3 separate regions of the Homo sapiens genome follow, and regions 1 and 2 are each linked to region 3. Evidence: chromatin loops called from intact Hi-C (ENCODE). Cell type or tissue: ascending aorta. All regions are shown on one strand. Region 1 overlaps LOC105373345 (a long non-coding RNA gene). Region 2 has its middle 120 kb from the start of MAGEC2. Region 3 overlaps LINC00632 (long intergenic non-protein coding RNA 632).

Region 1 (8,000 bases), 1.8 Mb after region 3:
TTTACATCGATATCATTTGTTGTATGAACTATTACAAGAGGAACACTCTCACTTCCTCTAGTCTTGCTTTATCTCCTTGCCATCAGAATGAGCTTATTTTCTTTTTTTCAACTTTTATTTTAGGTTCAAGGGTACACATGCAGGTTTGTTATATGGGTGAATGCATGTCATAAGAGTTTGTTGGACAGTTTATTTCCTCAGGCAGGTATGAAGCCTGGTACCCAATAGTTATTTATCCTGATCTTCTCCCTCCTCCCACCCTCCACCCTCCGACAGGCCGCAGTGTATGTTGTTCGCCTCTATGTGCCCATGTGTTCTCATCATTTAGCTTCCACCTATAAGTGAGAATATGTAGTATTTATTTTTCTGTTCCTGCATTACTTTGCTATAGATAAGGGCCTCTAGTTCCATCCATGTTCTGCAAAGGACATCATCTCATTCCTTTATTTTATGGCTGCATAGAATTCCACAGTGTATATGAACTTTTTCTTTATCCAGTCTATCATTGATGGGCATTTAGGTTGATTCCAAGTCTTTTGTATTGTGAATAGTGCTGCAATGAACATAGGGGTGGCATGCGTATTTAGGATAGAATGATTTATATTCCTTTGGGTATACACCTAGTAATGGGATCGCTGGGTAGGATGGTAATTCTGTGTTTAGCTCCTTGAGGAACTACCACACTGCTTTCCATACTGGTTGAACTAATTTATATTCTCACCAACAACATATAAGCTCTCTCTTTTCTCCACAACCTCGCAGCATCTGTTATTTATTTATTTATTTGTTTATTTTTTTACTTTTTAATGATAGTCATTTTGATTGGTGTGAGATGGTATCTCACTGTAGTTTTTATTTGCATTTCTCTAATGATCAATGATATAGATTTTTTTCATATGCTTATTTGCCACATGTAGACCTTTGTCAGATGTATAGTTTGCAAACATTTTCTCCCATTCTGTAGGTTGTCTGTTTATTCTATTGGTACTTTATTTTGCTGTGCAGAAGCCCTTTAGTTTTAATTAGATCCCATTTGTCGACTTTTTCTTTTGTTGCGATTGCTTTTGGTGTCTTTGTCATGACCTCTTTGCCCATTCATGTGCCCAGAATGGTATTGCCTAGATTGTCTTCCAGGGTTTTTTACAGTTTGGGGTTTTACATTGAAATCTTTGATCTCTCTTGAGTTGATTTTTGTATATGGTGTAAGGAAGGGGTTCAGTTTCAATCTTCTTCCCATGGCTAGCCAATTGTCCCAGCACCATTTATTGGATAGCGGTTTCTTTCCCTATTGCTCGTTTTTGTCAGCTTTTCCGAAGATCAGATGGTTGTAGGTGTGTGGCCTTATTTTCAAGCTCTCTATTTTGTTTCCTTAGTTAAACTATGTTTCTGGCTTTGTACAAGTACCATCTTGTTTTGGTTACTGTAGCCCTGTAGTATAGTTTGAAGGTGGGTAGCATGATGCCTCCAGCTTTGTTTCTGTTTTTGCTTAGGGTTGCCTTGGCTATTCAGGCTCTTTTTTGGTTCCATAAGAATTTTAAAATATTTTTTCTAGTTCTGTGAAGAATGTCATCAGTGGTTTGATAGGAATAGAATTGAATCTATAAATTACTTTGGGCAGTATGTTCATTTTAGTATTGATTCTTCCTATCAATGAGCATGGATGTTTTTCCATTTATTTGTGTCATCTCTGATTTCTTTGAACAGTGTGTTGTAGTTCTCATTGTAGAGACCTTTCACCTATATGGTTAGCTGTATTCCTAGGTATTTTATGCCTTCTTATTTTCAAATGTATTTTTCAGACTGGTAAAATTTTCAGACTCATCAATCCATTTTCCTGGGCAATAAAGTTCAAAGTTTTTGTTGTGTTACACAAAGTCCTTTATGATAACATCTCCAGCCATAACTCTCACCATTCCGTTTCTTGCACCACAGACTCCACCTACCTCTCTATTTCTGGGACAACTTACCTAGCATTTATTAGTTAGCTTTATCATTAATTTATGCCCATTCCAAATAAAGGTAATCTTTTGACCTTTGTAACTCTACTCTCTGTCTACACTAATTTAACACATTTATTTCTGAAACATTGATATTCTCTATTAAACTAAAAGCTTCTTAATGGGAATGTCCCCCCACCCAGTATCTTTAAAAAATTCTCCTAGCATTGTACCTACAATATCGTTGGTACTCAGTAGATTTTTATTGGATGAATTAATAAATGCCCTGAGAAAATATTGATAGAATCCAATGATTTGGCATAAAATGATGCCCATACAGAGAAAGAATGAAAAATGTTTGAATTTGTTCTGTGTAAGCAAAACTCTGATGAAAAAGAGGTAAAGGTCATATTAGAGTGTGTTAAGGCAAAATATAGTCCTTTGAGAAAAATTAAAAATGTAGTATGACAGCCAGAGAAAATAGACTGTAATAGCCCTATTTATCTAAAACATAAATGTTTTCATGTTTAGAAAAAAGAATTTAAAGAATAATGGTTTGGGAAAATAGTGAAAATAATTGCTGCATATTACTAAGGAAGTAACAAGAACTGATCATCTGGCAACTGGAACTCAGCTCAAAGCTTATTTTTCTTCACACAATGCAATTTTTCTGATGTTATTATGGCAGGATATTCCAAAATGATGTTCTCTCTATTAAATACCACATACACGTAACAGGGAAATCCACTTCACTCCTTTAAATGCTTTGGTATAATAAGGTTGGGGTTCTAAAGAAGAAACTAACTCTTTGTGAAGAGAAAGGAAAACCAGCATTTTTTTTCCTCAAATATTGGTGAATAGAGCCACTGGTGAATTGTGCTGTAAGTCCCCAAAAGATAAGTTCCTGTCTCTGTGATGCCTGCATTCTAACACCAAAACAAATGAACAAGTTTCAAAGGTGATATTTTAAAGTTCTTATTGTACGCTTCTCTCTTTTGTTGGTACTATTTGTGAATGCACAGTTGACTGCCTCCTAAACTGGAGTACTTCATGGAGAACTTCGAGTGCAGGAGGCTACCCAGCATGTAAATAAAAGCTGGCAATGCTCACAAAGAATAGTGAGCAATGTTCTAAACCTGACAGTGGGTTTACCGGATGGAGAAAAGAGAGAGGACTTGATCTGGATTTCACAGAAAGGGTCTGAAGAACAAAGGAGCCATTATTTATCCTGACCTTCAGTTCAGCATCAAATATTGACAACACATCTATTTTATGTCATTCACAGTATGTGTGCCAAGAGTAGAGATAAGCACTATAAATATATCCATTGAACAACTTCATGCAAAGTACTGTAGAGCAGATGTGTTGCCTAAAAGTCTTGGAATTACCTATGTACTAGAATAAACCCCAACTAGGCCATGGTAAATGAATTTAGGAAACAAGTGTTTATCTATTACTCAACAAAAAAGCATTAAATATATACTATAAATAAGCAAAGCATTGGTAAGTAATGTGAGAAATACAGGACAAAAATGTTGACAACAATAATTAAACTCAAATTGCCAAGCTACCACTTGTGCAAGTCCAATCAATGCTAGATGCTATAGACTTGAGGCTGTGAGAAGACTGGGAGAGTCCCTTCCTCCAGAGAACTCATGCCTTTATGCTTACCTTATTATGAAGAGACAGTCATCCATTAATTTCACAATAATTTATTGAACACTTACTATTTTAGGCTCTGAGAATTCAGTAGTAAACAAAGTAGACAAAAACCTTGCCTTCCTTCTAGTGGGAAAATGTAGGGCCCAGCCCCACAGGGTCGGTGGGTCTCTCCCCGTGTGCAGAGATGAGAGAGTGTAGAAATAAAGACACAAGACAAAGAGATAAAAGAAAAGGCAGCTGGGCCCGGGGGACCACTACCACCAAGTCGCGGAGACCGGTAGTGGCCCCGAATGTCTGGCTGCGCTGTTATTTATTGGATACAAAGCAAAAGGGGCAGGGTAAAGAGTGTGAGTTATCTCCAATGATAGGTAAGGTCACGTGGGTCACGTGTCCACTGGACAGGGGGCCCTTCCCTGCCTGGCAGCCGAGGCCGAGAGAGAGAGGAGACAAAGAGAGAAACAACTTACACCATTATTAGAGACTTTTAGTACTTTCACTAATTTGCTACTGCTATCTAGAGGGCAGAGCCAGGTGTACCGGATGGAACATGAAGGCAGACTAGGAGCGTGACCACTGAAGCACAGCATCACAGGGAGACGGTTAGGCCTCCGGACAACTTCGGGTGGACCTGACATCAGGCCCTCCACAAGAGGTGGAGGAGTAGAGTCTTCTCTAAACTCCCCCCGTGGAAAGGGACCGGGAGACTCCCTTTCCCGGTCTGCTAAGTAGCCAGTGTTTTTTCTTGACGCTGAGGCTACCGCTAGACCACGGTCTGCCTGGCAACAGGCGTCTTCCCAGATGCTGGCATTACCACTAGACCAAGGAGCCCTCTGGTGGCCCTGTCTGGGCATAACAGAAGACTCTCACTCTTGTCTTCTGGTCACTCCTCACTATGTCCCCTCAGCTCCTATCTCTGTATGTCCTGGTTTTTCTGGGTTATGATTATAGAGCAAGGATTATTATAATATTGGAATAAAGAATAAGTACTACTAACTAATGATTAATTATATTCATATATAATCATATCTAAGATCTATATCTGGCATAACGATTCTTGTTTTATATTTTATTATACTGGAACAGCTCGTGTCCTTGGTCTCTTGCCTCGGCATCTGGGTGGCTTGCCGCCCACAGGAAAAGATAAGCAAATAGCTTGGCAAAATATGTAGTGTGTGGCCGGGTGTGGTGGCTCACACCTGTAATCCCAGCACTTTGGGAGGCCAAGGCGGGCAGATCATGAGGTCAAGAGACTGAGACTCTCCTGGCCAACATGGTGAAACCCCGTCTCTACTAAAAATACAAAAATTAGCTGGGCGTGGTGGTGTGCGCCTGTAGTCCCAGGTACTCGGGAGGCTGAGGCAGGAGAATCACTTGAGCCCAGGAGGCGGAGGTTACAGTGAACCGAGATGGCGCCACTGCACTCCAGCCTAGCGACACAGCAAGACAACGTCTTAAAAAAAAAAAAAAAAGTAGTGTATCATTCTGTGACATGTAGGGAAAAATAAAGTAAGGAATGAAGAGAAATGCAGGTTGGAGGCTTCCTCTCAGCCCCAGAGGCATAGGTAGGTTAGAATCCTGAGCAGTCCTGGTCCTCTTGTGATAGTTATTGTAAACCAAACTAATGGGCATAAAGTCATTTGTTTTGATGATCATCAGCTAAATGATCAAATGAATGTTGACAGTGAAGGGAGGGGTTATCACGAGATATGCAAAGATTTCTAGGGCATCCTTTCAGTTCTTCTAACTATGCGGAGTTCTGAGACAGGGCAATTGTAACTAGATTAGCAATCATCTGCTGGACTTCTGCTATGAAGTCAGGAGAAGCTTTGAGAGGAATGCCCTGATCCAGATCCCACCGAAAACAGGGATTCCCTCTTTGTCAAATTCAAAATGTCTGGAGGATAGAATATTAAGTATAAAACTGCAATGGCAGTTTTCTCAGTGTGGTTTTTTACTAATATTATTTAATTTAAAATGTTCAAACTTCAAATTAATATGTCTTCAAATTATAAAGTGGTCTTTAACTGAGGCAAGAATAGGGTCACAGAAACTAGATATTACCTTGAAGAGCAGAGCCAAGGACAGGCTACTGCTATGCTTCCAAGAGTCCTTGCTGACAATGAAAATAACCATCACTAGACTTGATAGAGGATTTTTACATACTCCTTTTCTGTAAGAGAAATCTATTACTAAAATTGGATCAACAAAACCCATAATTTATGCTATCTAGTCTCTGTACACACTAAGTCCATGATTATGGAAATAAGTCTCAGGAATCAGGTTGGTGAAATCAGAAATTTCATTCTACATCAAAGCTCACCCAAAGTTGACAATGTAAGAAGAGAAACAAGATGTGTAACCAAGTAACTACAAAGCAATAGGTTGCCAGTGTCAGGATATCTTTTTGAGCAGCAGCAGTGTTTTGGAGCCCTTAAAAAACTTCAAAGCAGTCAAATACCCTTGAGGTTTGCTTTAACCTGGGAGACTTTATTATTCTCATGATACTGTTTTTGGAGCAAAGTTGTCATTCATGAAGCTGCCACAAGAAAGATAAAGCAGGCAACAACTTAGGATTATTCAATAATGTAGCTTATTGACCAAGGTTTATGAAGTTCCAAGAAATTATTTGTTCTACATTTCACAATCTTTTCTCACTTTCAGACCCCACATAACACACTACCATAATCCCTTCCATTATTGGGAAGGATGAGATAAATCTGTGTACCACTGCAACTTTAAAGCCCTTAGTTAAGAAATATTTGCTGTCTGCCCATAAGCACCTCACCTCTGACTATCTTCTAGTAATCAGCACTCTAGTTTTCTGGGCTGTTCTAGACATCTTGGCACTTGCATCTCTTCTCCATGTACTGAATGGTTACATAATTAGAGATAGCCTACATATTAACTCGAAAAATTGTGAAAAGAATTACAGACAAAAGTAGGGTGGATTATGGGATAATGTTTTAATATTACTGGTTAAGGAAGTACAAGTTAGAAGGTTACAGTATTGCCTTATCCAAGAAGAAATGACCGCAGACCTATGATGCTTAGTGAGGTGTATAGAATTCTCTTCCAGTTTAGATTGGAAAGACACTAACAGTAGATGGTTTGGACTTGTGCCAAATGAAAAATCCACACCTTGTGTCCAGGAATGATATGGCACTAACACCTTTGAGAAGCTTTAGGCTTTTATCAGGTGGAAATGGTAGAGTCAGAGTGACAGTAGGGGCATGAATTGGGGAGGAAGTGATAAGGTTATGTCAGACAGGAGTGTTCTGACAAAAAGGCATGGAGGTATAAAGGTACAAATCATGTCAGAAGACAGTAATTTGATCAGTTTGCTGGGGGTAAAGTTGCAAACAAATGAACAGTTAAAAATGAAATTGGAAGTGTAAATTAGGGTCAGTTGTATGACTCTGAATGGTCAAAGATTGAAAACTAGATCTAATATCTTCACTTATAAGTAATGAATGACAGACTTGAGTTTTGAGCCTTATTTATTATTACACAGGAAATATCATCATCTTTTCCAAACAAAAGTTACCTTCAAAATTTGCTTTGGATACTAGAGAACATTGATCTCAGAAGGTACTATTCCTTTTGTGATGGGTGTCTATATTTTCACATGTAAAATGTACTCTCTCTAGAATAACCAATGATGATATTATAACTTTATATGTGTAATTACTACCGATGGTTTCAAAACGTTTTCCATCACTTTAATATCCTATTTGGAGCTCACGAGAATGTCCATGGAAAATACCAACACAGATTTATTAGAGTGAGACTGGAAAACTAACTTTTACTTTCAAATGGGTAACAAGGCCATTCTGTCATTAATTCTCCCCATGAATACTGAACTAATCTAACTCTCAAGAGTACTATTAATTGACAAGCACACAGTGACAGAATGTGTTATCTGTTTTTTGAGTTAATTTGTATTGATCCAAAAATATGTCAGTGGAAACTGCTGTTGCAAAACCGTCTCCCTCAAACTGCTGATGACTTTTATGTCAAGATTTCTAAAGATGACATCCTAAAAAATAAAATATAAAATTCCATGACTTTTAAATGAAAAAAGTCCTCTTTTGATAAATTGTGTGTATCAAAATGGCCTAAGATTGTCCAAGGATGTCTTTATGCATAATGAACTGGAAGTCTGAGAAAGAGAAACTCTGGTTTGTTTCTCTCTTTTTTTTGTATTAGAGAATAACTGTAACCATTTTCATATAAAAATGATTCTAGGTTGGGCTGTATACCACTAACTGATTTTTGTGCATTTATTAGTCCGTTCTCACACTGCTATAAAGAACTGTCCAAGACTGTAATTTATAAAGAATAGTGATTTAATTGACTCACAGTTCCACATGGCTGGGGTGGCCTCAGGAAACTTACAATCGT
Region 2 (8,000 bases), 1.3 Mb after region 3:
ATAAAATAAGTTCAGTTTCTCTATAAATTAACCATTAAGGTTGAAGGCACAATGATGCAAGACAACCATATGGACTTCAGAGTAATATGGCCTACGTCAATTTTCCAGGATTGTTCTTTCTTTGTTTTTGTTTTTCTCCCTTCCTCCCCTTATTTTCTCTTTATAGGACGTGAGACTTCACACCCTGCTAAAAATGAGCTTTCCTAACAATGTGGGGCCTACCTGTCAAGGAAAAAAACATCTTAGCCATGAGAGATCAGGTGAAACCTGAGAGCAGAGACACATTTTATTCTAAAATGCTTTCTCTGATAGATTTTAAAAAGAAAAGAGGGGAAATGTGAAAGGAAAATAAATCTTGGGACCCCAAAATCACTAAGGCAAAGGGAAAAATCAAGCTTGGAGCTGCTTAAGGCAAGCCTGCCTCTGATTCTATTCCTAAAAAAGATAGCTACTAAGATTTTTTTAAAAAAGGCTACATACCACCCTCACAGGGAATTTCCATGTGTACAAAGGACAGACAGACCTCAAAGTTATCCCTCTGCTCACTGAGATAAATTCATATCTGGTTGTCTCCTTTGGAAAGGCTAATCAAAAACTCAAAGGAATGTAACCATTTATCTCTTACCTATCAATGGCCAGAAAGCCCCCTCACCGTTTTGAGTTGTCCCACCTTTCCAGAAGGAATCAATGTATATCTTACATATATTTGATTGCTGATGTCTCATGTCTGCCTCAAATGTATGAAACGAAGTTGTGTCCTGACCACCTTGGGCACAGGTCATTAGTACCTCCTGAGGCTGTGTCACAAGCACACATCCTTAACATTAGCAAAATAAACTTCCTAAATTGACTGAGACCTTCTCAGATATTTGGGGTTCACAGTTCCCTCCTCCATCTTCAACGCCAACAGTGGTGAGCTGAATCCCTCTCATGATGCCATCTCTCAGATTCTCTTTCTTTCCTTTTAGGGACCTATGGAACTACATGGGGTCTACCAGATAATCTGGGATAATTTCCTCATCTCTTATGATTCTTAAATTAATCGCATCTGCAATTCCTCTTCTGATATGTAACAACATTCACAGGCTTTGGGGATTAGGGTGTGGAAATATTTGGGTGGACATTATTCTGAGTACCACAGGTTCTTATTACCTTACAGATGAAAAACTGGGGCTCAAAGAAATTTAGCAATTTGCCCAAGTGGTAAATATTGAGGCTTCAATTCAATCCTAGTCTGGCCTCTAGAGATGCTATAGTAATCAGTTCAAGGTGAGGGTACAGTGAGAGAACCATAATTCTGCCCACTGATTCTCATTCTCCCTCTGTTCCTGATTCTCTTTGCAACCATTAATAGTTATTTAAGTTTCCATTAGATTTTATTGTATCTCACCATTACAACTGAATGTGAATTTCACTCTAGCAGGACTTCAAGGATTTTGGTAAGCACAGAATGTTTCCTGAGGAATATTTTCAATTCCAAGCAGGTCTAGACAGGTACAAAACACCTGTGCCTGTTTAGGGGATTCAGAATAGATTGCCACCTTCACAAATATCTAAAAGACTAGGAAAAGAAAAACAGGAACATAGGCTCTGGCTCTGAGTTTGCTGAAGTTCTCAGATAACATTATCAGCTTTCTTGGTCTTTGACAGTACCCCAAGATCCATGTCAGAGCATGAAAGCAGAGGACAGAAGTCTAGAAAACCCTTATCTAATGCAGTATTTTAAAAAATATGTATTATTCTTTACATGTGTCTCTCTACTTAGTATTCTTCAGAGTCTTTTCACCAGCCAGGTTACAAACTCTTGAGTGTCTTCTGGAATTAAAATATCTGTGTATTTTAGAGCAATAAAGGAAAAACTGAACAGCCATATCTGGAAACATAATATTTGCTTAATGAAGGTTAGTCTTTCTCTCAGTCTCTGGACAGTCTTCTTTGTGTCTCAACAGTTGCATTTCCTGGAGGGCAGTCATCATTATAAATTCAAGTGACTTTTATAAAAACTCATTTAAGAACAAACTCAGAAATTAGTGCACATGTAATTCATGTATTTACTTGAACACAAGTAGCATAATGACGACTAGTGATGTATAACTCCAGAGTCCAGTACTACATAGTTGTTAGCAATTTATACAGTTGAACAAATGTAAGTAGAAATTAATCATACACTATGCAGATAATCTATCCCAGGCCTCCTTTTCCACCTTTACTATAGGGCTTAAGATGTGCAGCCTCTCAAATCCGAAGACGTTTAAATGATTTAACTGAATACCTATTTAAGCCCACAGTAGAAATAAACCTATTTAACCCTAAAAGCTGGTGGAGGAACTCTAGTAACTATAGTTAACATATGTGTTATGGACTACCTGCATACTGAAGCATATGCTTTCAAAATAATTATCTATAAAACAGATCTGATTTTTTCATTGGTTGTCATGATACCATCAGTGAAGCGTTCTCTGGGGAAATGAACCAACTGGTGAATGATTTCTTTGGTTTTGTTTTATTTGATGAGGAAGGCATGGTCCCAATCTAGTCCTTTATTTTTTATTTGCAATGTTTTTAGAATTGGCAATATTGCACTAAAAATTGCAACACTACACTAAAAAACATAGTATATGCATCCTTCGGCATCTTCTCTTGCCCCTTTCTGTAAGAAAGGGACTAAAATTTGTATCAGTCATTGTCGATTCTTGTATTAGCATGGGAGGAAGAAGAGGTTGAAATAATTGATTGAATAAATGATTGGCTAAAATCAAGTACAGTATGTGGATTTCAGCTAACTGGTTTTTTACCTCATTTAAATACTCTCTGCAAGATAACCTAATACCTCCCATATATAAGAATTGCTTGTGTAAAATTGAAAGCCATATGGAAAAATCATTGATCTATGTGTGTTTTATTATGTAATATTTTCGTCTAACTATAAAATAAAATGTATGGGAGAAAGCTTGACACATAAAATTTCTTTTGAACATAAAAGCAAGAAATATCAAGAATGTTTCCCTAATATAAAGGCTTTCTGCTTTTGCTTTTTATCTTAGAATAATGATGGAATAAATTGCAGCTAGAGAAGTGAAGATGAAAGAGAACTAATCCATAAGCGAGGAGTTGTAACATCAGAAGGACTGTTGCAGATTACCCTGACCCCTACAGTCTGCCAAAGGAAAATGCAGTGCCTGGATAAGTGTCCTGCATATATTCATATGCCAATTTCTCAATAATGATTTCCCCAGATTTTAATACTGGTGTAGAATAAAATCCCTTTTGTTTTTTTATTCAAATAGAGTCATGAAATATTGGAAGTCACAATTAGCATGCAGGATAAGTTGATAGCTAAAATAATCATAGTATTTTAGTTTAAATTCTTCCATTTGAAAAAGTATTTAGCCCTGAATCATAAAAACTTTTAAAGACATAGAGAAATAGGACTGTGGTGGGGTGAGGGGAGGGGGGAGGGATAGCATTAGGAGATATACCTAATGCTAAATGACGAGTTAATGGGTGCAGCACACCAACATGGCACATATATACATATGTAACAAACCTGCACGTTGTGCACATGTACTCTAAAACTTAAAGTATAATAATAATAATAATAATAATAATAATAAAAGAGAAATAGAAGCCAAGGGCTCCTCACACTTTTCCATTATATAATGCAGCTATCTTTTAAATTTGCTTTCTTCTTAACTAGAAGGTCTAGTATGGCATTCAATCTGAGAAGTAATCGGCTTTCTTTTCCTAAGCTTTTTACAAAGGAAAACCTGTGAACAATGGAGTTTCCTAAAGATGGAGTTAGTGAGTGTTCAACATATGTTTTTTGATAAGTGAATGCACTGGTCTAGGCTCTGGGATAAAAGCTAAGTTCACAAATGGATATACTAGCATAGTTTTCATTTTTAAAGAATGTATATGATAGTGGGGAGAGAAGGCACATAAGACATAAGCAGATAACTGTAATTTCTAATGTTTCAATAAAGACACAAGGTAGATGTCTGCAGCACAGAGGAGAATTTTTTTTTCTGGAGACGGAGTCTCGCTGTATTTCCCAGGCTGGAGTGCAGTGGTTTGATCTCGGCTCACTGCAACCTCTGCCTCTCGGGTTCCGGTTCTCCTGCCTCAGCCTCCCAAGTAGCTGGGAGTACAGGCATGCCCCACCACGCCCGGCTAATTTTTGTATTTTTAGTAGAGATGGGGTTTCACCATATTGGCCAGACTTGTTTCAAACTCCTGACTTCAAATGACCCACCCGCCTAAGCCTCGCAGAGTGCTGAGATTATGAGCGTGAGCCACCGCGCCTGGTTGAGAAGTACTTATTCTTGATTTAAACTGAAAAATGAGTGGTTTCTAATGAAATTAAAGTAGGTAACATTGTTAAGGTATGTTAGAAATTTGCTATTTTCTTTTAAAGTATCTAGTTATAAGTAGTCTTTCTCTTGGTAAAAGTTGAGTTTAAGAGTTGTAAAATAAAACTAAGCATATGAATTATATTACTATTGCTCTTAGTTGACTTCTAAATAGTATCTATATCAAGCTAAACAGGTATAGCAAGTGTATATTGTTGTTGTTGTTGTTTGATATGTGTATAGATTTGATTTGTTTTTGTGAGCACTGTTGACCCCAACTCATTCAAGTATCCAATCACGGTGATTTTATTAATATACTAATATATACTTATTAATATACTCACTGGTGAGCTGACTCATATAACTTTCCAGCCAGAAAACAGAGTGACTTGCTTTTTTTACACTATTTTCTTTTTACTGTCTTCGTTTTTCTGTTCATGTCCTTTGATTCACATCTTACCACCCTGGTAACTCATGAGATACTCATCATTATCCAGGAAAGGATATTCTACTTCCTCTCTTCCAAAATGCTCAAAGTTTGAGTGTCCCAGAGCTTAGTTCTTTATTCACTTCTTTTTGCTTTCTACACTGACTACCTAGGCGATTTCAGATTCATAGATTTAACTGTTCTTTATATGCTACTGCCTTTCAAATTTGACATATCTTTTGAACACATATTCCTATGTGCAATTTCCTACTTGACATTTCCTCTTGTCGAAAAATGAACTCTGAGTTATTTCCCCCAGTACTGTTTCTTCACCTTAATAAATGGCATCACCATTCACCCAGTTTCTCAGGACAAATGTGTTGCCATCCTTTATGACTTTCCTCAGCACCACCACCACTATCCAGTGCATCAGCAAATTTTGTTGGCTCTAACATCAAACTATATTCCATAGTATATTATGTTATTCAAGATTATAAACTTATTGTAAATGTATCATTTCTATAACCATTTCTACTGCCTGCTCACTAGTAGGAGCAACCATCCTATTTTCCCTTGACTATTGTAATAATCCACACTGAATACTTTATTCATGTTAGTTCAGTCTTTGGAGTCAAGGAGTTGTAAGTCTGATCATTTTAATTGTGAAATGAGTGCTCAAGGTGGAATGGAGGCCAAGAAAATTGGAAGTGAGAAGGTCAAGTAGCTAAGAGTCCAGGGTGTAGTAGTGTCATCTGTATGGATTTTGAAATAGCCAAATTGATGATAATCATATGATTAGAGAGCAACATAGAGAACAAGGTGCTGAAATCTAGAACATGAAATGAGTGAGAGGGAAAACCCTTGGTCCCATGTATTTGCACTTGCTCTACTTCCCTCATAACTCTCATAACGCTATACTTGTTCATGGGTTCTTTGCCTTTCAGATTTAGCTCTTTGTTAATGACCTCACTCCCTGCATTGTTTTCAGTTCACATTCCTCAGAACAAGGAGCAGATCAGCTCTGTCTATTCATGTTTAGGTGGTCATTTTTTCAGTGTGTGGCAGGCCATATCACAGTTTGCCCTTTGCTCATGTTCCTACCTCTGATCTGCTTAACTGTAGCCAAACAGTGAAAAGGAATGACAGAGCAAGGATAAAGGGATCATGACTACCTAGCGTTGTACCTTCAGCAAAAATTAGATTGAGGGGTTTATCTTATACACTAAAGCTTTGAAAGCACTTTAGACACGACACACAATAATTGAAATCTCTATATAATGGGGTTGTGCCAGAGACTGTGGTAGTGAAACAGCAGAGATGAGGTGGGCAGTATGGGGAAGTCATTTTATAAATTCCTAGCATACATGTACTGTCATCTTAATTGAAGAAAACAAAAAACCTGATAATGTATATAATTACATATATTTAATATATGCATATATATACACACAAACTATATACAATTTTTATTTATCAAATGTGTGCCCAAAAACGCTTAAAATAAAAAGAGAGAAAAGCAAACTGAGTATATACATGACTTTACTTGGTGCTTGATGCATCCTAGATATTAAAATGTGCTTTGATTCCTACTTCCATTCAATCACCGAGTGTTTATTACGCAGTCACTCTCTGCTGGGTATTTGTATTTGATGAGTAGTGAGTCCATGTAAGGATAATTAGGAATTCTGTGGCTCTGGGACCAAAACCTTACTTGCTTTCTCAACTCAGGCAAAGATAACTAGATCCTCACTCATTAAGAAGGATCAGCAATGCTATATAAATGATTCCTCTTACTGCACTTGCCCTTAATATAAAGTAAAAGGATGGATAGCACACTTACTTCATTGGAAATTAGAAAGATTAATTAAGTCAGGAAGCAGTGCTTTGAAGACGAAAGTGATTCCTGAGTGTTAAAGTGCTAGATAAGTATCCAGCAGTTGCAGGGACGATGCAGTCTGCAATAGTGTGCCAGGAATTGAAGGCACACCATAATGCTTTAGAATTACAAAAGGCATTTGCTGAAAATTCAACTGAGACAATGAACAGCTTGATAGCCTTGGGTTTCTGATAAAGTATCATTCTGTTTTCAAGTATATGGTATCCAACAGAAAATACAAACATACGTCTTAAGGATAAAATGAGATTTAAGTGGACAAGATGAATAAAGTGTAAAACCCCATCATGGTGTATATCCTAATGTTCAGAACATGCGTGAGGAAAAAGACCTATATTGCATCACCTGATTTGAGTGATACAAACTAGAACAAAGGAGTTTGGAGGCAGAGTTGAATGCACATCAAAGATGCTCCCCAGATCTGAGAAATTTGATAAGATAAAGGTTGAAAAATGGAGAACATTGATTTGGAAAGGTGCCATAAATATTTCTTGCGTGATTGCAAGGGGTGGGAAAATAAATGGAGGAATGATACATGATTGTACATTGTTTGCTCATTTATTTTTTTGATTGCCTACTTTTAAAAATTTATCCTAAGTGTTATCACTTGAATTGTGCCTCCCTCTGGAAAAAAACATAAACAAATAAATAAAATAAATAAAATAAAAAAAGTTGAAGTTCCAACCCTCAGTAGAATTTCACCTAAAGTTACCTTTGAATGTCACTATATTTGCGATTGAAACTTCCCAGATGATTTAGTTGTGATTAGGTCATTAGGGAAGACTCTACTCTGATATGACTGGTGCCCTTCTATAAAAGGGAAAATTTGGACACAGAGACACACCCACAAAAGAAGAATATCATGTGAACATGAAGGCAGAAATCAATGTGATGCCTAATGATGTCAGAGATCACCGGCAACCATCAGCAGCTGGGAAAGAGGCATGGAACAGATCCCCCCTCACAGCCCTCAGAAGGGAACCAACCCTGCCAACCCTTTGCCCTCCAGCATCTACCCTTCAGAACCGTGAGGCAACACATGTCTGTTGTTTTAAGCCATCCAGTTTGTGGTACTTTGTTAGGGCAGCCCTACAAAATGAGGACGCCTAGGATAGTGAAATATCCAATTAAATATACATATATACATTTTATTTTTCATTCAAATGAGTCTGTGCTCACTGGCTGCATGTAGGAAAACTTTCTGTAAAAGATGAATATTTTAGGCTTTGGTCTTAGGCACAAGTATTGAACTCTGCTGTTATCGTGCAAGAACAGTTGGGTAGTAAGTAAAGAATTGGCATGAATGTGTTCCAACAAAATAATATTTATG
Region 3 (8,000 bases):
CATAGAATAGAACTGGAAATGTAGAAATGAGAGAGCCCAAATTCAGAGGTGTTAGGTTCAGCAAACAGAGCATGACGTTTGGTTCGAGCCCACCTGTAGGACCTTGAGTAAGCCAATGTTTACACTCAGTTTCTGCATCTGAAAAAATATGGCAAAGAAGATGTGCTTACATCACAGAATTGTGGTGAGGGAGGATTAACTAAAATACTATACTTTGGGAAATAGTTTGTAAATTTCAAAGTGCCATTAAAATGTAATGAATTACTATTATAATCATCACTGTCTGAGGTCCTACAGCTTATAGCGACCTCGTCAGTTTTTCGAAAAGAGAGAGAGAGAGAGAGAGAGAGAGAGAGAGAGCACTCTTATCTTTCCCCACTAGATGGCAGGCGAGCCACTTGGTAAAGTACTGATTGGCTTAGGACTCTAGAAACCACAGCAGGATTTTGGTTTGTGAAGCAGCGTAGCAATGGACAAAGGGTGAATTAGAAGTCATGAAAAGCAGAGACAGCCTGTATCCCATCGGTTTGCAGTTTACCAGCATTTCGTGTGTATGAAAACATGGTCTTTTTCTTTTGACTGTGAGAAAAATGATAGCTAAACAAATAATTTATCTAAGAAGGAAAATGTTGAGCCCACTCAATTACAGCTAACAGACTTAACGATTATTTGTAACACCACTTTATAGGTAATGTCTTCATCTATATCAGGGATTGACAAACTGCTTCTGTAACAGTAAATATTTCTGGCTGTGAGGGTTAAATGGTTTATGTTGAAACTATTCAGCTTTGCCACTAGCAGAAAAGCAGCTTGAGACAATATGAAAATAAGTGGGCATGAATAGGTTACTATAAACGTTTATTTATGGACACCGAATTTTGAAATTCACATAACTTACACTTGTCACAAAATATTCTTCTTTTGATATTTTTTGAGCACTAAAAAATGTAAACATTATTTTTAGGTGAAAGATTGTACAAAAAATGACCATAGGCGTGATTTGACTGGCAAGCAGTAGTTTGCAGATCCCTGGGCTAATGTTAAAGACTTCTTAGCTATCAGATTAGCAGTCTCCTTAATCTATATATTTATAACTCTCATAACACATATTTCAATGTGGTTAGTATATTTTTTGCATGTATAAATTACTAAAAATCCATGTGATATTTTTGCCTACATCTGTTATTGTCTTGTTTGTTAAAGACTATAGACAAAAAAATTCAAGTAGTAGGCCAGGCGCGGTGGCTCACGCCTGTAATCCCAGCATTTTGGGAGGCCAAGGCGGGCAGATCACCTGAGGTCAGGAGTTCAAAACCAGCCTGGCCAACATGGTGAAACCCCGTCTCTATTAAAACAAAAAAATACAAATATTAGCCAGGCATAGTGGCGGGTGCCTGTAATCTCAGCTACTTAGGAGGCTGAGGCAGGAGAATCGCTTGAACCCAGGAGGCAGAGGTTGCAGTGAGCCGAGATTGTGCCACTGCACTCCAGCCTGGGTGACAGAGGGAGACTCTGTCTCAAAAAAAAAAAAAAAAAAAATTCTAGTAGTTGGTGCATTGTTCTTGGGTTTGTCAGAAAGAAAGCACACAGTTAAATGTGAATTTCAGTTAAAAAACTAAAAACAAAAGGGATTCACTGCTTTCTCTGAGACTCAATTTTAACTGGGTGAACTAAATTGCTAAGTCTGATATTTGTTCTTGTACTGACCGATCCTCATTTATTAAGGCCTTAATAAATGAAGTTGAATATCTGAAGACAAGACTTCTCCAGTAAAATATGTCTTTGGGGAATTGGGAGAAATATGGATCTTCACTGGCCTGGTTGTTTTCCGTGCACTTTAACGCATTAAAACAACTGTATGGCATTAACAGCTGTTTTTCACATCCATTTTCTAGAAGAACAAATTCTGAGCTGCCAGTCTCAGTTGAACAAGCCATTTAAAATGCTTTGTAAGAATCTCAGAGTAACCTGTGGACAAGCACTTGCCATTTTATGTTGCGAAGGGCTTCAGAGAAATTTGAGGTCTTATAAAGGAATTGAGTAGGAACAGCAAATAAAATCCTCCCAGGCTGGCGTTCTGTGAAACTGAGCTTCCTTCAGGCCGTTTCACAACAGAAACTCGGTCCTCCTCTGAAAGCTTTTTTATACCCCTTGATGGAGGTGTCAAGCGTGCACAGGCAGCAATTCGTAGGGCCTGCTTTAGAGAGGTTTCTTTTTGTGTGTATCTGTTAGGATTCACTACTGGTATTAAATATTAACCCACATTTAATTTGCCTCGTGACTTTTCACGACAGATATTGAATGTTAAATACTCTCCAAATCGGATGTTTTTTCCAGTTTTAAGATTTGACGCCCTTATGATCGAATCCATCCACGACTTTTACAGTTATTGAATAACCAACAGACCCTTGGAGGGTCTCTTACCGCTCTGGACTTGAGTTGGTTAATTCCGCTGCAGAGACGGAGTGGGGCGGGGGCGGGGGTGGGGGTGGGGGTGGGGGTGAGTGGTGTAACTGAGGAAGAGTCCCTGGCATACTGCAACTAGGTCAGAAGTGACAGCATTCAGCCCTCCCCTCCTTAGGGAGTGGGGTAAGGGGGCGACCCCGCCCAGTGCAGAGGGTGGCGAGTCAGGAGCCGACGAATGCTGGAGAGGCCATCCGCAGGGGCGGGTCTCTCCAGAGAGCAGCCGGGTGACAACGTGGCACAGAACGGCACTGCATCGGAGTAGGCACACTGCAAAGACGAGACGAGTCCTCCCCAGAGAGGGGAGGCGGTTAAGGAGAGGAGATTGCGTGGCTCGGAGCAGCCAGACCCGGTAAGCCGACTCCTTCCCGTATTCCGCTTTAACCAAGCTTGTTTCCCTGGCGGCCCCACAAATTCCCTGAGCGGAGCGTCTTCGCTGGCTCGCAGCCAGCCAGTCAGAGCCCACCTCTGCGACCTCCTCCTCCTTCCCATCCTGAGGGCTCCTGCCTCGGCTCCCGGCTTCCTCCTCCGGGCTATCTTTTACCCCTTCGGTAGCTGGAAAATCGCCCTCACTCAATCACCACGGTGGTAAATAGGGCAAAACGAGCAAGGCACTCGCCTCGGGTGCAAAATTTAAGGCGGCACCAAGATACTCAGTAATCAAGATAAAACTGTTCATGCAGTCTCTTTAAAATTCAAAGTTATAGCCAAAATTCCGCAAGAAGCTAGATAAGAAATATTAAATAAGGGCAAGCTCAGACCTTGCACTTGAACGACTTAGCCTCACTTGCCTCACCCGAATCCCCGACGCAGCTAATCAACTCTGAAGTGATTCCCTCCTCTCCGTGGTGCCACGTAGTAGACCTCCGGTTTTCGTTGTGTATACGCCTTCCTGGTTGTGTGGGAAGGGGCAGGGACTGAGCCTCAAGTAGCGCAGCCCAGTGCTTTGTTCACCGAGGCCCTGGGGTCAACGTGGATTTTGGAGTAGCCCAAAGCTGAGAGCTTATGCAGCCGCCCCAAGTTGCAAAGCTTTGCATTGGAACCGCCCGATCCCCACAGAAGCAAAGTTCGAGGGGAAACTGCACTCCCTTAATTAGTATTTAGGAACCCCTTCAATAATTGAATTGAGTATAAAATCTTTAAAGTAACTACAAATAGCAGGGAACGGCTTTTGGAATTGTTTTTCTAGAAGAGGGACGCCTCTATGCTTAGAGATTCCTTGTTCCTCTCTAGCTTCCCATGTGTATTTGGTGGTATGGCAGTTCAGTCTGAAGTTGCAATGATACAAGCACCTTTAATGAGGATCACACTCAATAACTTAGGAAGCACCATTTACCTCTCCTAGTAAGTGACTAGACACTGTTAGGTGCTGGCTAAAAGGGGTTTTCAATTCTTACCCCTAGAGCCATTTAATGCTGATCTTGAATTGTTTGCTGCTATTACCGTTAAGGGAGGCGACAAGGGGGGCAAGTAGCTCCGGAGTAGGGGATGGACTGGTTTTATTTATAAATGCTTCTTTTTGTCTTATGCGGGCCAGTGAAAAATGAGGTAAGAGGAAGATCTGTAAAAGATCTGGAGAAGATCAGGAAACGATTGTTCAAATCCGTGTGCCTTTTCTTAAAATCTTTTGAGGTTTTGGGCTTGACCAGCTCTTCAAAAGGAAGAAAAGGGCACATGTGATCCCTGGCCTGCTAAACAGAGTTTGCTTCCCTTGAGGAGGTATCAAGCCAAATTCTACTTAACCTGGAATGGGGAAAAGGTGGGCAGAACGGTCATTGTCGGCATCGCCAAACGGGGGTCACGGCAGATCCCCTTAGCTGTTGGATTTCTTATAGGCCTGGTTTAGCTGTTCCACGCTGTAGCCAGCAGAGGGCACTGTTGCTACATAGAATCTTTTTTGACTGTTTTTGGTGGTGAATTTTCAGAGCTATTTAAAAAACTTCCATCCAGTAAGAAGTATGAACGATTTTCCATGAAATTTTAATGTGAAAAATAGATTATTATTAAAAACTGATGGATGTCTATTTGGTTGTTAACCCATTGAACCATAGAAAGAGAGTGAAGATGTTCCATAACAATCAAAGATTAAAATAGCAAGAACAAAAAATAAATGTGATAATAAATATCAGCATCATATCCCTCAATTGTTTCGAACATAAGTAGTTAGGGCTTTTGCTCATAGGGATGATACTTAAATTTTCAAATGAAGAAAGTTGATTTGTGAATTTATATTACTCATTTGGAAGAATGAAAACTGGGATATGCATGGTCATGTGATCTTATAATGTACAATTCAGTTTTCTACATAGAAGTCTCCAGTAAAATATGCTTCTACGTGCAGTGGGAATTTAAAAATTAACAATGTAAAAGATGTATAATTAATTATCATAAATGAAATAACAAAGAAAGAATGTGTATGATTCTGAGTAGGATTAGAATTGAAATCTGTTCGTTATGTTTAGGTAATATTTGTAGAAATTTAATGGAAGAGTTGTATCGATACTAATTTATTTCTTACCGTTTTGATAGGAATATGTGGAACAAAAAGAAAATTCATATTGTAGAAACTTAGACTCACATTTTGTGTTAGAACCTATGAGCTACTCTGGGTGTTTTATTTTAAGATGGTTTTTGCTCATTGTTATGCTACAGGTATTATCATACATCTTTTCTAAAGGTGGAGGCCTTCTTTTTTATTTAACCAGAAGTTTCTTGTGTTAGGATGATTTTGAGCAGTTAAGAATTGCAAGAAAAAATCTTAACATCATTAGTTTCAAGTGCATTGTAATGGATGAGTGTGTCATCTAGAGCAAGATTGCATAGCTGTACATTTTGGGCTTTCCTGCTTAATAAATGTGTGACCTCAGACAGATTATGTAACTTGTCTGAGCTTCAATTTCCTCATCTATAAAATAATAATAATAATGCCTAACACATAGGGTTGTATTAAATATTAAGTGAGTTAATATATGTAAAGCAGCTAGAACAGTGCCTGGCCCAGAAAAATTCACTTTATTAGTGTTATTTACCTATTATTTTTTTCCATTTTTGTTAATAATATTTGAACATGATGCATTAATTTCCCCTTAGTTTATTGTTTAGCTCTAGAGCTGCTTAGATTCATTTGCATATAATATTGCTTATTTAATTTTAAAGAAGTGGTTCTATGCACATTTAGTAACTTACGCCTCTTAAACATTGGCTATGCAAGAGAATTCTTGAATAATTTCATGAAGCACTCTTTGTCTCTTACTCAGAGTAGAATATTTTGAAGACATCTTTTCTCTGAAGTTTTTAGACAAGCTATAAACTAGTTTGTATTAGTCAGAGTTCTCCAGTGAGACAGAACCAATGGGATAGCTAGCTAGATAGATAGATAGAGGAGAGGGGATTTATTAGAGAAATTTGTTCATGTGGTTATGGAGGATGAGAAGGCCAAGACTGAGGGACTGACAATTGGCAAGGGCTTTCTTGCTGTGTCATCCCATGGCAAAGGAGAGAGAGGCCAAACTTGCCCTTTTGTAAGGAATCCATTCCCATGAAATGCCATTCCCATGAATGGCATTAATCTATTCATGACGGTGGAGCCTAACCACCTCTTAAAGATCTCACCTCTTAATACTGTTACAGTGGCAATTACGTTTCAACATGAGTTTTGGAGGAGACAGACATTCAAACCATAACGCAGCTCCATGACAGAATTTTCACATGCTCCAGAATGTGAATGACAGCTACTCATTTTAAGGGAAAACAGCTTAGTTTAGTGTAAAAAACATGGATATTGGAGTCTGGAGCTTGGACGCTAGCTGTGTGACTTTGGACATGCCACATGTCATCTTTGAGCTTCTGCTTTTTCAAATACAAGGATGTTGTAAGGCCAAAATATGATCAGGTTGTAAAGGGTTTGCCACATACTGAGTGCTCACATCAAAACATATTAGTTCCATTTCCTTGACCTTACTCCCTTTCTCCTTTGATAATGCTTCATTCAAGGGTAGATCGAAGACCTCAGGACCAAGGAGGAAATGAAATGTTAAGAAGATTTGACTGTAACAAAAGGGTTAGTGTTAACACATCCATTCTGTACCTATACAATAGAAGTGCAATAGTAATCTTAGAAGCTGTGAAAGAGCACTGCTGCTTCCTCTCTCTGGGCCTCTGAATTAATCAATGATGTAATATATATAACACATATAATATATATACTATATTATATATTTATTATATATACTATATTATATATTTATTATATATAAATATATATTTATCACATAATAAATATATATACTATATAATATATTTATTATATATAATAAATCTATAATAAATATACATACTATATAATATATTTATTATATAATAAATATATATTTAATTAAATATATAATTAAATATATAACATATTTATCATATATAATAAAATATATTATATATATTTGTATATGTATAGATTAGTGTATAAGTATATATATTTGTATATATTATATATATATTTGTACTAATATACATACACAAATACATATTAGTATAGGACCTAGTTACTGCCTCTAAGGCTTCATGTCTTTCTGATGGTCATATAATGGAATGAATGGGACTTGAGTTGGATGATGAGATTCCATAGATAGAAAGGAAAGAGGGAGCATTCCAACTAGAAGGAATGGTGTGAGGAGAGGTACAAATGTGATTTTGGTCAGGAGCCAATAAGTAAACTAGTCTTTCCAGAGAACCTTTCTTGGGGAAGGTGCCTTGTAGTGCCCACAAATGCAGGAAGCAAGAATTAGGACAAGGTCACCGATGGTCAGTTCAGAAGGCTTATTGAGTAAGCACAACACAGCAGAGGTACTGTTTGGGGAATAAAAAGCTGGTGGCTATGAGGGTGGACTTGGTTATGGCAAAGTTAGTCAGGAAACTATTTTAACAGTCTGGGGCCAGATCATGGAGGGCCTCATAGGCCCCAATTGCTCCTTCATCTACATTTGCTTCAGCTTTTACATCTTTCTAGACCAGTCCTGTTGTTTTACAGCTGTCTTCCATTTCAGTCTTAGATTCTGTCTTCTATTTGCAAGTGGCAATTCTAAAATCCCATTTGATTTCCATAGCATCTAATAAAATTCGGTTTTTTCTCCACCCCACCCCCCCCATGAAAGCAAATTTTCCATACATTTTGTATGCCAAAACCTAGTAACAAGGAAGAATAGGTCAGATTAATCCTAAATATCTGCTGTTTTATTCACTGCAAACATAAACCCTTTCGTTAATATCAAGACAGCTAAACAACTCCACCTCATCTAAGAAATCTGGCATCTGAAGCCCTTTATGATTTGCCTCAACAAATCTTTTACAGTTTTATTTTTACTGCCCACTTCAGCCGTCCTTTGTTTCAGCTTCATCCCTCATCTAATTCCACGCGTACCCAGCAATTTCGTGCCTCCGCCTTTGTCCCTTCCACCTGCTTGCCTTCTCCTCCACACCCTAAAAATTCTACCCATTCTTCAAGGTCCCATTCAAATGCTACTCCTTTTGAGAGCATTGCATGC

The links. A loop is a pair of places that touch in the nucleus more often than their neighbours do. Peaks named below come from ENCODE experiments on the same cell type or tissue, not always from the same donor. Only the 100,000 strongest peaks of a DNase experiment are listed, where the experiment ranks them.
Region 1: a loop joins it to region 3, with 3 times the contacts of the local background. A loop is called at or near these places in 3 of 110 quality-filtered maps.
Region 2: it touches region 3 in a loop (6-fold over the local background); 6 of 110 quality-filtered maps call a loop at or near these places.

Annotation. Positions count from the first base shown.
Region 1 is chrX:142,602,459-142,610,458 of GRCh38, forward strand. The region is part of intron 1 of LOC105373345 (a long non-coding RNA gene); the gene reads left to right. Among named protein-coding and RNA genes, the nearest start is that of MAGEC2, 400 kb to the left of the region's middle. In ascending aorta, a CTCF peak has its summit at 4,458 (motif pointing left); no DNase peak of the experiment used is centred here.
Region 2 is chrX:142,086,247-142,094,246 of GRCh38, forward strand. No RefSeq gene overlaps it. Among named protein-coding and RNA genes, the nearest start is that of MAGEC2, 120 kb to the right of the region's middle. In ascending aorta, a CTCF peak has its summit at 3,134; no DNase peak of the experiment used is centred here.
Region 3 is chrX:140,761,884-140,769,883 of GRCh38, forward strand. All of the region lies in intron 3 of LINC00632 (long intergenic non-protein coding RNA 632), which reads left to right. Among named protein-coding and RNA genes, the nearest start is that of LINC00632, 56 kb to the left of the region's middle. In ascending aorta, CTCF peaks have their summits at 384 (motif pointing right) and 4,322 (motif pointing right); DNase peaks (open chromatin) are centred at 398, 2,668 and 4,298; H3K4me3 peaks cover 4,067 bases; H3K27ac peaks cover 2,520 bases.